Regions from separate parts of the Homo sapiens genome. Here region 2 is linked to region 1. Evidence: chromatin loops called from intact Hi-C (ENCODE). Cell type or tissue: mammary epithelial cell. All regions are shown on one strand.

Evidence for each region. Hi-C counts contacts between places; a loop is a spot of excess contacts. Peaks named below come from ENCODE experiments on the same cell type or tissue, not always from the same donor. Only the 100,000 strongest peaks of a DNase experiment are listed, where the experiment ranks them.
Region 2: it touches region 1 in a loop (25-fold over the local background); 8 of 110 quality-filtered maps call a loop at or near these places.

The regions. Positions count from the first base shown.
Region 1 is chr3:43,158,132-43,166,131 of GRCh38, forward strand. No RefSeq gene overlaps it. Among named protein-coding and RNA genes, the nearest start is that of POMGNT2, 56 kb to the left of the region's middle. In mammary epithelial cell, a CTCF peak has its summit at 4,150; no DNase peak of the experiment used is centred here; H3K27me3 peaks cover 260 bases.
Region 2 is chr3:43,635,552-43,643,551 of GRCh38, forward strand. It overlaps a transcript of ANO10 not described here. Among named protein-coding and RNA genes, the nearest start is that of ANO10, 18 kb to the left of the region's middle. In mammary epithelial cell, a CTCF peak has its summit at 3,181; a DNase peak (open chromatin) is centred at 3,630.

The sequences.
Region 1 (8,000 bases):
GGGGTGTGACCTGCACTGTCGCCAGGGTTCCCTGCAAGATGTAGCCAAGGGGAAGCCTTCAGGGCACTTTGCCTGACACTGCACCCTTGCATGGCCTCCTCCTAGCTGGTCACACCCACCCTCCCACTCCCCTACTGGTTTTCTTTCCTAATCAACCACTTTTCTTTTAGTGCTTGCCTTGGGGATAGAAACCTACCCTAAGATATTTAGAGTCCATCTCACTTCTTTTTCTAAGTGAGGAAGCTGATGGGCAGAGAGGAAGGGACTTGCTGGAGGTCACAGAGGAGAAGGGGGCTAGAGCCCAGGTCCCTCAGTGTCATCCACTGCTGCTCTGACAGCGGACGCCTACTGCAATAACTAAAGAAGAAGTCAGGATTCTGACTGGAGTCAAACTGACTGAATACCCAACCAGCCCTTACCTGGACTCCTGAAGCTCTGATACGTACCCATCGTACTGTAAGAACAGGCAGACGTTCAACTAACATATATTTATTGAGCATGTTTTGGTGCCAGGTAGTGTTCTGGGTGCTGGAGAATCAAGGTGAACAGATGGTTCATGTCCCTGCCTATCATTAAGGAGAGAGGGAGAGAGAGACACCATGATATGAGGGAGTGATAAATGCTAAGAAGAAAAATAAACAGGGATCAGGGGTTTGACAGTGACACGGGATGCTGTGTTATATAGGGGGTCAGGGATAGCGCTCTGAGGAGTTGACACAAGAAGATGAGATAAAATGAAAGTGAATGTTTCTCTCTAGGTTCCCCCTCTGGCAGTAGGACAGTGTGGCGTCTGGTTGGCACTCAGTGGCCATCATCGGTGGGCAGCTGGCTCTGCTTGGAGGGGCTTCCTCTGGGTCCATGCCTTGTGCAGTGTTGTCACAGAGCTTGGAGGACTGGCTGGCTCTTGCTGCAAGAGGGCAAGGGACACAGGCTAGCAGCAAGGGGGCTGTGGCTTGTGACTGTGTCCACAGAGCCTGTACCCACCCCCAACCCCAGAATGGTCTTCCAGTCCCCAAAGGACAGAATCGGAGTTGTCTTCAGCCATTTCAGACACGCCATTATCTTGAAAAGAAGGAGATCTGGAGTTATGCATCAGATATTCTCCCCAAGACTTCAGATAGCACATACGTGCCAAGTTTAAGGCAGAAATCTTCCCTTCTTAAACTGTAACTATCTGAAAACCCTGTGAGAGCTCAAAGCTTGAGACTGTAGGTTTTGCAGTCAGGCAAATATTGGCCCTGCCCCAATGCTATGTGCTCTAGGGTTCCTCACAGGCCCTCTCTAAACTCAGACCTGAAAGATGATGCCAGTCTGAAGGAACAGATAGCCAGGGCAAAGCCCCTAGCAAAGAAACATGCTCAGGTTTTCAGGGACCATTTGTGAAAGGGGTAATTAAGGTGCTCCCTCCTCGGCCTGCTCTGATGTCATTGTGACCAGCTGTACCTCCTGCTTCCCCTGCAGCCACCCATGGCCCCACACATGGCTTGCCGCATCTGGAGGTCATGCAGCAAGCCCAGTGCTTCTTGGGAGAGACGCACCTGGCCCTACCCCAGGGGCTGTGTCACCTCCCAGGCAAGGCTCTCTCTCCCACAACCAAGACACGGTGTTCCCTACTCTGCTTTAACTCCCACTGTGACTGGTTTTGTCGGGGGAGAGAGGATGCTTTACAAAATACTTATCTTTATGCTTTGATTTTACAGCAGCAAAGAAAGTCACCTTTGGGCTCATCTTCCAAAGACAACCTTCCAAATTCTTGAGTGTATTTCATTATTGCCTTTTTTATAATAAATATTTTTCCATGGTTGAGAAATCACATTTTTTCCTCTTCCTACCAATTCATTTATTTTCTTGGCCTGCCACTTCCCATAAAAGGTGCAACATATGGTAGAGGAATTTTCCTCCACCTGGGGTTTTGGAAATAATTCAGAATGGTTCTTTGGCTTTTGCTGGCTAGAAGAATGTGTGTTTTCTTTTATGAAATCTGCTACTTAGAATCAAGGGTCATAAAACCGAATATAATCTGGGAAGACAGATTAATTTTTGTTATAGTAAAAACTGCTTCTCACAAAGGAATGCTGAAACATGGACACATGCGCTTCCGGAACCCAAAATGTTCACAGTAATTATGTCACGGTGCCTTTTCTTCCTTTTTTCCTTATTTGTATTTTTTCAGTCTTTTTTTTTTTTTTTTTTTGACGGAGTCTCGAACTGTTGCCCGGGCTGGAGTGCAAAAGCACGATCTCAGCTCACTGCAAACTCTGCCTCCCGGGTTCAAGCACTTCTCCTGCTTCAGCCTCCCAAGTAGCTGGGATTACAGGCACCCACCACCATGCTCATTTTTTGTATTTTTTTTTTTTTTTTTAGTAGAGATGGGGTTTCACTATGTTGGCCAGGCTGGTCTCGAACTCCTGACCACATGATCTGCCCTCCTTGGCCTCTCAAAGTGCTGGGAATACAGGCGTGAGCCACTGCCTCCGGCCCAGTCTTTCTACAAAACATGTCATACTTGTATAATAAAAATATTTTTAAAATTCACTAAAATAAGGGGGGAAAACAAATAAAAGGCAAATCCAGTTAAGTGTACTATATCTGGTATGTTACAGGATGATAATAGATGTTTCGTGAAGAACTAGTCCAGTGATGAAATAAGTTGGGAAACATTGAGTTAAACAAAGCTAATTGGATTTATTCCCTGCAGGACTTCTCAGAGCCTTTAATATCCTGGTGGGCCTTATGATCTTTAAGAGGGTGCTATACCTAGTGATGTTACCAGGCTTATCTCATCTCTGAATCCCCATTCTGAGGAATATCTCTCCAGACTGATTATCTGTGGAACACTCTGGAAAACCCTGTTGCCAAGCTCTGACCATGTGCAGAATCAGGGAAATGCTCAGGTCTCATTAGGCCAAGTTCTAATATGATCTGCAGAGTTGAATGAAGCCTTGTTAGGTTGGGAAATTTGAGACCACATCAGCTATTAAATGAGAAACACTGCTGAGATCTCACTGGCAAATTAAGACATGTGGCCAGGTCAATTATGGATTTTCCAATTACAAGATTTGGAAAGGTAGAAAGACATTCCTGGGCATTTGGTTAGTAGGATCACTGAGCTTTTGGTTCAGCACGGATGATAAGACTTGGATAAACAGAGGGAATTCCCTGAACCCCAAGGGAATGAAATATTGTGTTAGCTTATTTTGTGTTGTTATAAAGGAATACCTGAGACTGGGTAATTTATAAAGAAAAGAAGTTTATTTGACTCACAGTTCTGCAGACTGTACAAGAAGCATGGAGCCCACATCTGCTTGGTTTCTGATGAGGCGTCAAGAAGCTTTTAGTCATGGCAGGAGGGAAGGGAAGCCAGCATGTCACAGGGCGAGAGAGTGAGCAAGAGAGGGAGGAAGAGGTGCCAGCCTCCTTTAAATAGCCAGCTCTCCTGTGAACTAAGATTGAGAACTCATTCATTACCATGGGGAGGGCACCAAGCCATTCATCAGGGATCTGCCCCCTTGACCCCAACACCTTCCACTAGGCCCCACCTCTAACACTGCGGATTACATTTCAACATGAGATTTGGAGGGGACAAACATCCAAACCATATTAAATATACTTGCAAATAAAACAGTCCAAAGAAGCATAAAAGGGATAATGGAGAGTGGGATCAGTGGACAGATCAGGGCTCCCTATATGCACTCAAGCCTCACCAGCACAAGGGCTGGGCCTCCAACTGCCAAATCTGCATCTCTTTGCCTGAGGGCTCCCTCTGGCCATTGGAGCCCGCAATGAGCAGCAGGCCAGAAATGCATAAGCACTGATGTGCGGCAGCTTGAAACCAGTGACTGGTGGGAACTGGCGAACAAACACCCCAGAGCATCCCACCTTGTAGGCAGGATGGTCCTGATGTGCACTGGCTGCAATGGCTCCCGGAATTCCTCAAAGGCTAAATCTCCAGATGCCCATAGTGGCCCCTGGTTTGATAACACACCGTTGGTTGCCTGCCTTCCTGTCTCTGTCTTACTTTCCCTAGGAAACAAGGTAAGTTCTGCAGGAGTTTCTACTCTGGCTAGAAAGCCTGATTTCCTGGGTTTTCATGATTCTTCAAGGCGAGATTTGTACCACTGCAGTGAGTTAAGAACAGTTTCATTTTATTTCTGACAGAGGGCAGCATTTCGTTTTCTTTCACAGAGAGATGTATTCCTGGGCTTGCAAATGACTCTAGCTCAAAATAAAGAAAAACAAATTGAAATAAGGATTTTAATCACTGTGAAGGGAATGAAAGGCTGTGTCAGCGTTTCCATGGTAAGTGCCGTCTTTCAGGGATTTATCATCCCAGCTGTAAAAATATGCTTTATGCTAGGATTTGGCAAGAGCAACCCTCAGTCACTTAAAACCTATATATTATTAAAGATTCTACTTTCAGTCAAGTCAGAAACGTGACTCTGTATAAATGCCACAGAATGCTCCTCTGACCCTTGTGACTGCCAACTGCTGCCTGCCACATTCCCTGCCAAACCAGCTCAGCACTGAGAAGTGGCAAAGGCACAGCAGCTGGACCTCCCCAGAGGATGCTTTGCGTTCTGGAAATGGTTCCGCTGAGGAAGAGGGCCTGGTTCTTTGTGGAGGCTAAGTGCGGCCTTTTGGGGTCTCCTGCCTAGGGGTCTGTAGGTGGCTGTTCTCTGAGCACTGGCTCACTTGCTCCCTCTCCCGCATCCCAGGTCCCAGGGCTACTCAAGGGGAAGGGGATGTGTCAGCACAGCCACACATCACCCTTGGCCCCTTGGCTCGGGATGCCGAAGCCACTGCAGACAGCATAAGTGGAAGAAACTCAGGTTGAGCTGACAGGAAGTGTTAGACTTGTGCTGATTTTACCTGGCAACCCGAACTCCCGTGGTGTGAGGGGAAGAAAGGCAGCTAGGTCAAGTTAGCAGCCAAAAGAGAAAGCAAAACAGGGCTCAGTCTGAATTTTTATGTCACATCACATAAAAGCCACCTCTGCTTGGCTTTAAATAAGACCAAATTTGCAGAAACTGGTATGTCCTTTATTCGAAATAGGGTTGTGGAGGTGGGGCGGGGGGCTCTTTATGATAAGAGCAGAATGTCACTTTTTACGACCCAAGATGAATCCTTAGTGTGGTGCCAGTGGTGTTTATCAGGTCTTAGGCATTAGCAATTTAATCTTTCCCCTAACACAGCAAGTGGTGCATACTCTGATTTCCATTTTCAAAATGAACAAATCGACACCCAGAGCTTAAGGAATTCACCCTTATGAAGGTCTCATGGAGAGTCAATAAGGAGCAGGCACTTAAAGGCATATCTTTCTGACTCTAAGTCATGGGGCTCCATATATTGCACTTGGGAGCAGGCACAAATTCTTCTCCCAGGAAACAGTGCAGGAGCAGGGTTCCAGGGTTCCACCAGCCCATCTCCTCACCCATCCCCAGGTGGTGGGCATCCTGGCACAGTGCTCAGTGTGCCCCAGCCCTAGCAGATTTCCTGCTGTTGAGATAGACAATGGCTGCAGAGGGCAGGGCTAGGAGCAGTGGCTAAACTCTAAAGCGTTTTGATTGCTAACATTTTTTGAGTGGTTACTGTCTATCAGTCACAGTTGGAAGCACTGTATATCTGTTACCTCTCTTAGAACCACTCCCAGCAACTGTCTGAGGTAGGTAATAGCATTGTCCCCATTTTATAGGTGAGGAAACTGAGGAGCAGAGAGCTTAAATAACTTGCCCAAGGTCACATAGCCAGTAGAAAGTGGAGGTGGGATTCAAGCTCAGGCAGCTTGACTCCCCAGACCAAACTGAGGACTGGTGTCCTGTGTGGGTAGCAGGAGGTGAGGGTTGAGGAGGGTGCACTTCACCAACCTCTGAATATTCACGCAGGGGCTAGGTGTTCATTGGTAACCCAATCATAAGTGGCTGGGCTGGACAGGACTTCAAGCCAGCCAGTCCCGCCTCTCATCTTCCTGTTGACCGTGTTGATTCTGTAAGAGGCAAGGGCTGCCCGAGGGTATCCTCCTGTTCTCTAGGATGCGACACTCTAGGCAGAGCCAGAGTGGGATCCTGAGTCTCCTGGGCCCCCTGTTCCTGCAGGAGACACGATCTTGTGATGGAGTCTCCCATGAGCAGGGTAAGGCAAGTTCCTCCTGTACTTTGTCCCCATGGTGACTCAGGTGAGATGGCCCCTGAAAAGCTGTGACTGGGAGAGTTACATTCAAAGTCTGGGCAGGGCTCCTGCAGGCTATCCTGCACCCCTCGGACAAGCCAGGTTGACTTCCCTCCTCCATCTCTCAGTCTGGAGAAGGAAAGAGATAACAAATAGCTGGGGGTGAGATGGACGTAATTAGCGGTTCTAGAGTGCATCATAAAGCAGAAAAACCGATTCCTGTTAGGCTGGGAGTGCCGTCTGTGCTACCCCAGGAAAATGGGATCACACAAGCAATTGTACAAGGCAATAACACCCCTGATGCTGAAGCTGTAACATCTGTTACACCAAGACATTTTGGTTATGACTTCATCATGCATTTCTGAGTTGGTCTGAGACAGTTTTTCATTGGCACTTAGATATATTGGTTTATAAGGCAATAGTGGAATTGAACCTTTCAAAGAGTTCAGGCTCTTCATGGGGGATGTGGTGGGGGAGAATGAGGGAGATGGGAGGAGACAGGAATAGAGAAAAGCTATAATATAAACAAAAGAAGAGCAAATAGTGGCAAATATTGGAAAAGATATTTATTCTCACTAGTAATCAAGGACATGATAATTCAAACAAAAAATGATTCTTTTGCATATCAGACCAGCAAAGACGTAAAAGAATGATCAAACCCAATTCTGGAAAGGAGTTGAGCGTGTTATTGAAGGGACCACACTGTTATTACATTGCTGGGGTATAAAAATTTCAAGCATTATCTCCTTGATCCAGCATGAAAAATTTATTTAAGAGTAATCAGACAAATGCTTAAAGGACATGTGTACAAGAATGTCTACAGTGGTATTGTTAGACTAACAAAAAAGGATAAACTGCTGAATGTAAATTAATAGAGGACCAGAATGGCAGAGTGAGAACCTTCATAAATCTGTTTCTTCATAAAAGCAATGAAAACACTGGCAAAAAATTGTTAAAATTAACTTTTTCTTAACTCCAAAAATCAACCAAAAGCTTGCAACAATACAAGTTTACTTAAGAAGAACTACTGAACCTCCATAAGAGTAGCAATTTATGGCTTTACTTTGTTTTACTTTTTTAAAGACAGGGTCTCACTCTGTCACCCAGGCTGAAGGGCAGTGGTGCAATCATGGCTCACTGTAACCTCAAACTCCTAGGCTCAAGCAATCCCCCCACCTCAGCCTCCCAGGGAGCTGGGACTACAGGCCCATGCCACCACACTTGACTAATTTTTTTAATTTAATTTTGTTTTTATAGAGATGAGGTCTTGCTATATTGCCCAGGTTGGTCAGTTTATGGCTTTGCGACCTGACCTACTCCCAACAATCACTGCCTAGCTCTACTGTAACTACAAAAACTGGCAGCCTTGGAGCTACCAGCTGGGGTTTAGAACATCTAAAAAAAATCCCATCCCTAAAGCATCCACACTAAAGAGCAGGCCAAAAATTTAAAAGAAAGATTTAGGAAATGAGATGTCCATAACACATTTTGAAAAGTTTTGACAGATCCCTGGCAATCCAGAAAACCACATGCATATCCAGAACTATGCACATGCCTAGGAAAAAAAATGAAAGGGCCTCATCTCTCATCTCTGGCTTACCTCGAAGCTCTGCACAAGCAAAACAGGAAAGCTACGGCTGAGGGGTAAACTGCTTGTGTATTGGAAGCATGCCTCAACACACACACAGTCCCTTGGGAAGGATAGAAGACTTATTGGTTCAAGGAATTTAAACTAACTTCTGACCAATAATTAACTGACAACTAAGCTACTGAGTAGAAACTTCAGTGGCCACACACTACAAGGAATACAGACTTCAGAGAAGTAATCCGGGAAG
Region 2 (8,000 bases), 480 kb after region 1:
AGGTCTTTGACTTAATCTGACATTATAGTTTTGGTTTCTTTAGTTCGTATAATCTGGTAAGCTCTGATCTTTTTTTTTTTTTTTTCTGAGACGGAGTCTCGCTCTTTTACCAGACTGGAGTGCAGTGGTGAGATCTTGGCTCACTGCAACCTCCGCCTTCTGGGTTCAAGCAATTCTCCTGCCTTAGCCTCCCAAGTAGCTGGGACTACAGACGCGCACCCACCATGCCCAGCTAATTTTTTTGTATTTTAGTAAAGATGGGGTTTCACCTTGTTGGCCAGGATGGTCTCGATAGCCTGACCTCATGATCCACCCGCCTAGGCCTCCCAAAGTGCTGGGATTACAGGCGTAGCCACCATGCCCGGCCCAGCTCTGATATCTTCTCTTTGAGTGGTCCAATGTGTCAGACGTTAGCATTTTTATATGGTGAATTCTTATATGGTGAATCCTTAACAAACAAGTAAAAAAAACAAAAAAAAACAAAAAAAACCCAAAAAACAGAGTTGTCCTAGTGTAGGTTTCCCCGGAAGCAGACCCTGAAACAAAGATTCAAGTGCAAGCTGTTTATTTGAAGGGAGAGCCTAGGAGACATAGGTAGGGGAGTGAAGAAGAGAGATGGAAAGGAAGGCAGCCAGTGAAGGGTATGTTGTCAAGAAGGCTGCTGCTGTGGTTGACTCCAGCAACCAGCATAGGAGACACCTGCACATCAGTGTCAGTGAGGGAGCTGGTTGAGGACTGCTGGCCAAGGGAGGTTAATTTTTCTGGCACTTCTGGTGGCCATTTCTGTGAGTAGCAAGGACTCCTGCCACCAGAACAGCCCTCAGGTAAGGAGATGCACACACTGGCAGTTGACATCAGGTTAGCTGGAGAGTCCAGGGAGGATAACAGGGGGCCTCTGGCAGCATCTGCTACAAAGGTCATTTCAGGGCCGAGAGAGTCTTTTGGCTCATATTTCACATTCACAAGTTTTAAGTTGAAACACCATCTCTGAGGGTACAGAAGTAGTTACAGAGCTATACAGAGAGGATTGAAAGAAGACATCCTTCAAAACAACTTTAAACTTGTGTCTCATTAACAGACCACAGTAGTAATAATTATACACAATGAATTTAATATTTCTCACAAATCCTTTATCTTGTAATTTGTACAATATATTGTCATATATTTTTGTGTTTAATAGACGTTCTTTGTTAAATGTGGATGTTGAAAGTATCTAGCATTTAAATTTGTTGTAAACCTGAATTGATATTTCTTTATTTTTTAAAATATATTGGGAGTCTCAAAAACTGAAAAACACCTGGTCTCTGTCACCACTAAAAAGGCCCCATTTAGCCTGGTGCAGTGGCTCAGGCCTATAATCCCAGCACTTTGGGAGGCCAAGGCGAGTGGATCCTTGAGCCCTGGAATTCAAAACCAGCCTGGGCAAAATGATGAGACTCTGTCTCCACAAATAAATAAATAAAAGTTAGCCAGGCAGACGTGGTGGTGCATGCCTGCAGTCCCCGCTAGCAGGAAGGCTGTGGTGGGAGGATCAATTGAGCCTGGGAGGTGGAAGCTGAAGTGAGCTGTGTTTGCACCACTGCACTCCAGCCTGGGTGACAGAGTGAGACCCTGTCTCAAAAAAACAAACAAAAAGCTGGGTGCGGTGGCTCACACCTGTAATTCCAGCACTTTGGGAGGCCAAGGTGGGCAGATCACCTGAGGTCAGGAGTTCAAGACCAGCCTGGCCAACATGGTGAAACCCGGTCTCTACTAAAAATACAAAAATTAGCTGGGCTTGGGGGCGCATGCCTGTAATCCCAGCCACTCGGGAGATTGAGGCAAGAGGATCACTTGAACCTGGGAAGCGGAGGCTGCAAATGAGCCGAGATGGCGCCACTGCACTCCAGCCTGGGCAACAGAGCGAGACTCCATCTCAAAACAAACAAACAAACAAACAAACAAACGCCCCAATTAAAAACAATAGCATCACGGAGAATTAGGACCAAAATTTAGAAGAAGAATAAAACAGCCCAAGAGACAGCGTCAGGGCATTTTTTTTTTTCACCTACTAGATAAAGAAGCAGTAGGGCAGTGCACATCGTTCCTGTGCAGAGCTATTTCTTCTTGAGCTTCACAGCACTTTGTGTACAGAAATGAAGAATGATGCCCAGAAACTCCACTTTGTAGAACTAAGCAGATTGAGCCAGTTGATCCAGGAACCTCTCTCAAATCTTGCTTTTTATCTTTTGTCTTAAAGAAAACAAATTATGAGGCAAAAAGTAACCATTGTTGGAGGATAAATCAGAAAGTTGTCATTTTCCCTTTTAGAACTAGTGGGATTTACTACCTGTTCTGAATACAGTATAAGAATATAATGGGCAGCAATGAATGAGTAATCATAAAAATATCCAAAGCAGAATTCCATCGAGTTTTAAAAATTGTTTCCTTCATAAAGCATAAAGGAAATGTGCATATTTATCTTCAAATACAAGCAGATTAAATTGAGATACGTCGTTTAATTGAACTATAAGTTAAAAATTCTTAATGAGATCATCTTGTGAAAACCTAAACTCTACATTATTCCTCCTGAAAATCTGCCTTCTCCAGACAGAAATGTATAAATGGTCATTGACTAACCAGGCTATAAACTGCTCATTTGTAAGGATAACCTTCGAACTTGCATTACAATTGAAGAGATGAATAATTTTCACAAGTAAGAAATAGATATTTTTGTTGAAATTATGCAATTTATATTAATCCTCTTGATCACAATTTACAAAAAGTTAAGAAGAGAAGCTTTTTTGAGATGTTTTTATGGTGTTAATAAAAATAATACAAATTGGAAATTTTGTATTATAATTACCCCTATTAAAGCATGTGTCATTTCACTGGGATTTTTAGTCTTCAGAATCAAGCAATAAATGCATATAATGTTGGCTATTCAGTCTGCTCAATGGGATATAGATGGGATATTGTGACAAATCTTTTTTCTACCTATTTGTGAAAAATGAAATGTTTAGTAAGTATTTTTTAAAGGGTAAAAATACTTTAACTCACAAGTAGCCAGAGAGCAGCTAGAGGTTTGTGAAACGGTGGTCAAGGGCCTGATTCCCAGCACTCACTGGGTAGGAAGTTACACACCTGCTGTACAGCGAGACAAGTCGTTGCCACAGGAGTTTGCAGTTGCACCACAGCGCCATCAAGTGAAGGGGTGAGAAAGGTGACTCTCAACAATTATTAATACTCAAGGTAGGTACCACTCCTGTTGAACATATTGCTCCCAGATATAGCAGCCTAAAAACCACAGAGTCATTATGTCACTCAGTTTCTGACAGGAATGTGGGAGTGGCTTAGCTGAGTGGTTCTGGCTCAGAATTGATCCTGAGGTTGTGGTCAAGATGTCACCTGCAGTCATCTGAAGGCTTGACTCAGGCTGGAGGGTCTGCCTCTAAGGTGGCTCCCTCACATGACTGCAGGCAGTCTCAGTTCCCCACCAGATAGATCTCTCCACCAGGCTGCTCACCCGTCCTCAGGACATGGCATGGGCTTCCTGCAGAGGGAGGGCTCAGAGAGAGAGAGCGAGCAAGCAGGAAGCTGTAATACCTGGGAATCACCTACTCTCCAAAGTCACACACCATCATTTCTGTGTTGTTCTAGTTGTTAGAAGCACATCACTAGGTCCAGCCCACATTCCAGGGGAGAGGAATTAGCCTTCATCTTTTGAAAGGGGCGTCAAAGAATTTCACATTTTAAGTCATCGCAGTGCAGCCAGCCCAGAGATCAGATGACTCAGCCAGTTTGCCCTCACTAGATCTAGAGGGCTCCCGTCCACACCCTTGCTAGGTGTTTACAGTGCATTTCTAGCACTAATGTTTAAGACATAGATCCAAATGCCACACAACTAAAATAAGTTGAAGAATCAATTTGTGATGAAAATACAGACAATTCTGGCTGGGTGCAGTGGCTCACGCCTGTAATCCCAGCACTCTGGGAGGCCGAGGTGGGCGGATCACGAGGTCAGGAGATTGAGACCATCCTGGCCAACATAGTGAAACTCCGTCTCTACTAAAATACAAAAATTAGCTGGGCGTGGTGGTGCATGCCTGTAATCCCAGCTCTGTAATCCCAGCTACTCAGGAGGCTGAGGCAGGAGAATCCCTTGAACCAGGGAGTCGGAGGTTGCAGTGAGCTGAGATCGCACCACAGCACTCCAGCCTGGCGACAGAGTAAGACTCCATCTCAGAAAAAAAAAAAAAAGAAAGAAAGAAAAAGAAAATGTAGACAATTCTGCCTTTTTAGAAAGTAGGACCTGGCACAATAGTATACTTTCAGATATGAGCCTGTTTGGATGGCACCCCAGTTCATTCAGAGAATGTCTCCAGCATTATTTTGTCTTAGCACAACCAGCTGAACTCACTGGAGTGTCGCTAGCCTAAGCAAGCCTAGTCCTGAGAGTCGGGGTTGCAGAAGATGTATGTTAGGGTGAAAGTGGGGTGGTAAAGGAAGAGGACACAGAGTAGGTCTGAAAACAGTGTTCTGGACAATCATTCCAAAATGAACCACTCTACAAAGCTTTACTTGAAGGATTGATATTTAAACACATCAGTCATTAGATGTCTTTATATTTAATGGGTTTCAATTTCACAAGACCTCTCATTGCTGGTTGTGTGCTTTGAGGGAACAGGGAAGAAAAGGTTAAAAAATATACCCCCAGCTTATAATGTGGAAAGAGTTTACTTGAAGCTGCACCACTCAACCAAGTCCATTCTGTTGTTTCTAAACCAACAAAAAGCATGGTGAAGAGAAGGCATCTGGTGGATATTGGCTGAATTTTTTTAAAAACAACTGGCTAGCAGGGCAAAGCATCAACCCTGGCCAGTGGAGAACTTGCCATCTTTGCCTGGCACTACTTCATTCCACTCCTCCCTGACCCCAGTCAGCAGGTACTCCTTCCTCCCAGGCCTTTGCACAGGAATCATGCAAACTGGAACCCATCCCATGCACTAAAAAGATTCTGGAAGTTTCATTTCTAATGTTCCTATTTTCTCACCATGTAGCAAAAAAGCAGAAGAGCACACACTCCCAAATAAAATGGTGAATTCTTTTACTAGCAGTATTCTACTGAACAGAACTCTTTTAAAATGCATTTTTCCATTGCCACATTACAGTGATAATTAATATTCATAATAATGACCTTGAAGGTCTCTCAGAGTCTGAGGAACCTAATGAATAATTAAGAGAATGAAATGGTTTTCAATAAGATTTCATGCTTAGTGCTTTTTGTATTCTAATACTTTTGATAGATTGTCATGGTTGATTGTCTAATTCCCCAGTCATGCGAGTAAACAGAGAATTTAATGTGTTTCAAGGGGACTTCCATGGTAAGTTATTTGCAAGCATATTAAACCAAAATCTGAAGTGCATTAAAAATCCTCAGCCAACGCTAGCATACACGCAGGCTGCCACATGAATTGCAGCTATAGGGAGCTATGGCTAGCTGGAACCACTCAGAATCCATCCTTTTCCTTCTAGATAGAAAAAGAAAATAATTATTGGAACTAAGGATAATTATACATAAAATTATATACCAAAATATTGTTCTTATAGTTGAGGATTCATTTGTTGCTCTTATTCATTGTCATATGTTTAAAGAATTTGACACAAGATTGATATCAAAAAATTATCTGGATTGGGGGTTCCTTTCCTATTCCTGGTGCCACTTCATGCTGTAATAAACTCTCACTCTTGTTTCTTTCTTGTTACCCCTGTTATGGTAGACATATCACTCTACTTGGAGAAAATTCCAAATCACTGTTTACAGTAGAAGAAAAATCCAATACCTATATTCGGCAGTTGAAAGACCAAGATCCCAAAAGGTGATATGACTTATACAAAGCTACATAGCAAGTTAGTTATAGAGCCCAATGAGAACCTGTGTTTCCCAACTCCCAAGCAAAGGCCTTTGTGCAACATCCATTGCCACACCAAAGCCAATAACTGCTAATGAAAGTTCTCCACCCATTGCAGCCACGGAAACTGAAAAAACTACTGAGAAATGTTATTTCAACAAATGCATTTGACTTATAAGGTTGAAGTACCATATATTCTATTGAAAATGTCTGAATTGAAAGGATTTAAGTCACTTTAAGCAGAAAATTAGAGCACACATGGCACTGTCTATTTTTAGGATCTCTGAGTCTCAGGCACAGGCATTTTAGTAATTTAGATCTTTACATGAGTGCTCCTCCAAGTTTTGTTTCATCTTCAGAATGGAGGCCATGTCATCAAGCGAGTGTGGGAAGCTTGAGCTCATTCTACAGGAGGTTATGCCAGGTGCAGGAAAAGGGATTGCTTGGTGTAATAATTAGATCCTTACCACCTACCCACCCACCCACATACAGACATACACAGATACACACACACAGCTGAGCCATTTGAAAATAAACTGTAGACTCATGCCATTTCATTGCTAAATATTTCAACATGCATTTCCTAATAAGGACATTCTCCTTACTGGTGAGAAATGATATTTCGATGCCAAGATCAAGGGGCAAGGTATGTTAATTGACACAAGGGTATCATTGCTTCAAAGCCCTTTCAGTGAACAGATCCAGGAATGACAAATACACTTTTAAAAGGTTATTTAATGTGAATTTCTCAATGCAAATTTAACCTTACAGTGTTTTATTTTAAGTTCTTTGACTTAATAGTTGTTTTTGCCTCTCTTTTCTGTTACACTGAAAGTTTTGGTTTGTAATAATATAGTGTTTCTTTCCTCCTAATTCAGAATTGTACACTTGTTTTCTCCTAGTTCAGAATTATAATACTATATAAATAATAAATTACTGACTGAAATTTAAGATTTCCTTCTATTCATTTATCCTTAGATCAAATCCATTATGAGTGTATAATTAAAGTACTGAAATAATTCTGTTCTTTGTATAGCTGTGGTTGCCACATTTGAAATAAAGTTAAGCTCATTGGTCCCAATTGTTTTCCATTTTAGGATTTTACTTTTGTCTTTTTTATTTGAATTTTTTAAATATATAAAACATTTATGTGGTCCCAAAGTTAAAAAATACACGAAAAGGTAACCAAACCCACAGAAGTTTCACTCCTAACCCTCTCCCTTCACTTCATTCCCCCCACCTCCTATAGGTAATTATTTTTATTGCTTCTTTTTGCAAATATAGGCGAATACCTAAATATATTCTTATTCCTCCTTTTTCCCCCTTACACACAAAATATAGCATACTATACTAACTTTTTAAATCTAAAAATATATTCTGGAGATTGTTTCAATTCACAGACATTTTTTTTTTTCTGTGTTTTATGATGCCTGGTCGCCAATTCATGTATGTACTGCAGTTTATTTACAGCCTCTCTTGTTGGTGGATGTTTAGATTATTTCTAATCTTTTGCTACTGCAAACAATGTTGTGTTACATAACCTTGTGCAAATGTTACTGATTATTTGTAGAGATGTATTTTCTTTTCTTTTTTCTTTTTTTTTTTTTGAGACGGAGTCTTGCTCTGTTGCCCAGGCTGGAGTGCAGTGGCGCAATCTCGGCTCACTGCAAGCTCCGCCTCCCGGGTTCACGCCATTCTCCTAACTCAGCCTCCCGAGTAGCTGGGACTACAGGCACCCGCCACGACGCCCGGCTAATTTTTTGTATTTTTAGTAGAGACGGGGTTTCACCGTGTTAGCCAGGGTGGTCTCGATCTCCTGACGTCATGATCCACCCGCCTCGGCCTCCCAAAGTGCTGGGATTACAGGGTTGAGCCACCGCGCCCTGCCTGAGATGTATTTTCAAGGTAGATTCCTAGAAACGAGATTGCTGGGTGAAAGGTTAGCACATATGTAATTTTGCTCAATTTTGCCAAATCCCCATCCATAGGGTTTGTTCCATTTTGCATTTCCACTCTCAGTAGAGTATGTTATAAAATGTTTGGATCCAGAAGAATTCTAATTTGCATTTCTCTTATTGTAAGGGAAATTGGGCGTCATTTCATATGTGT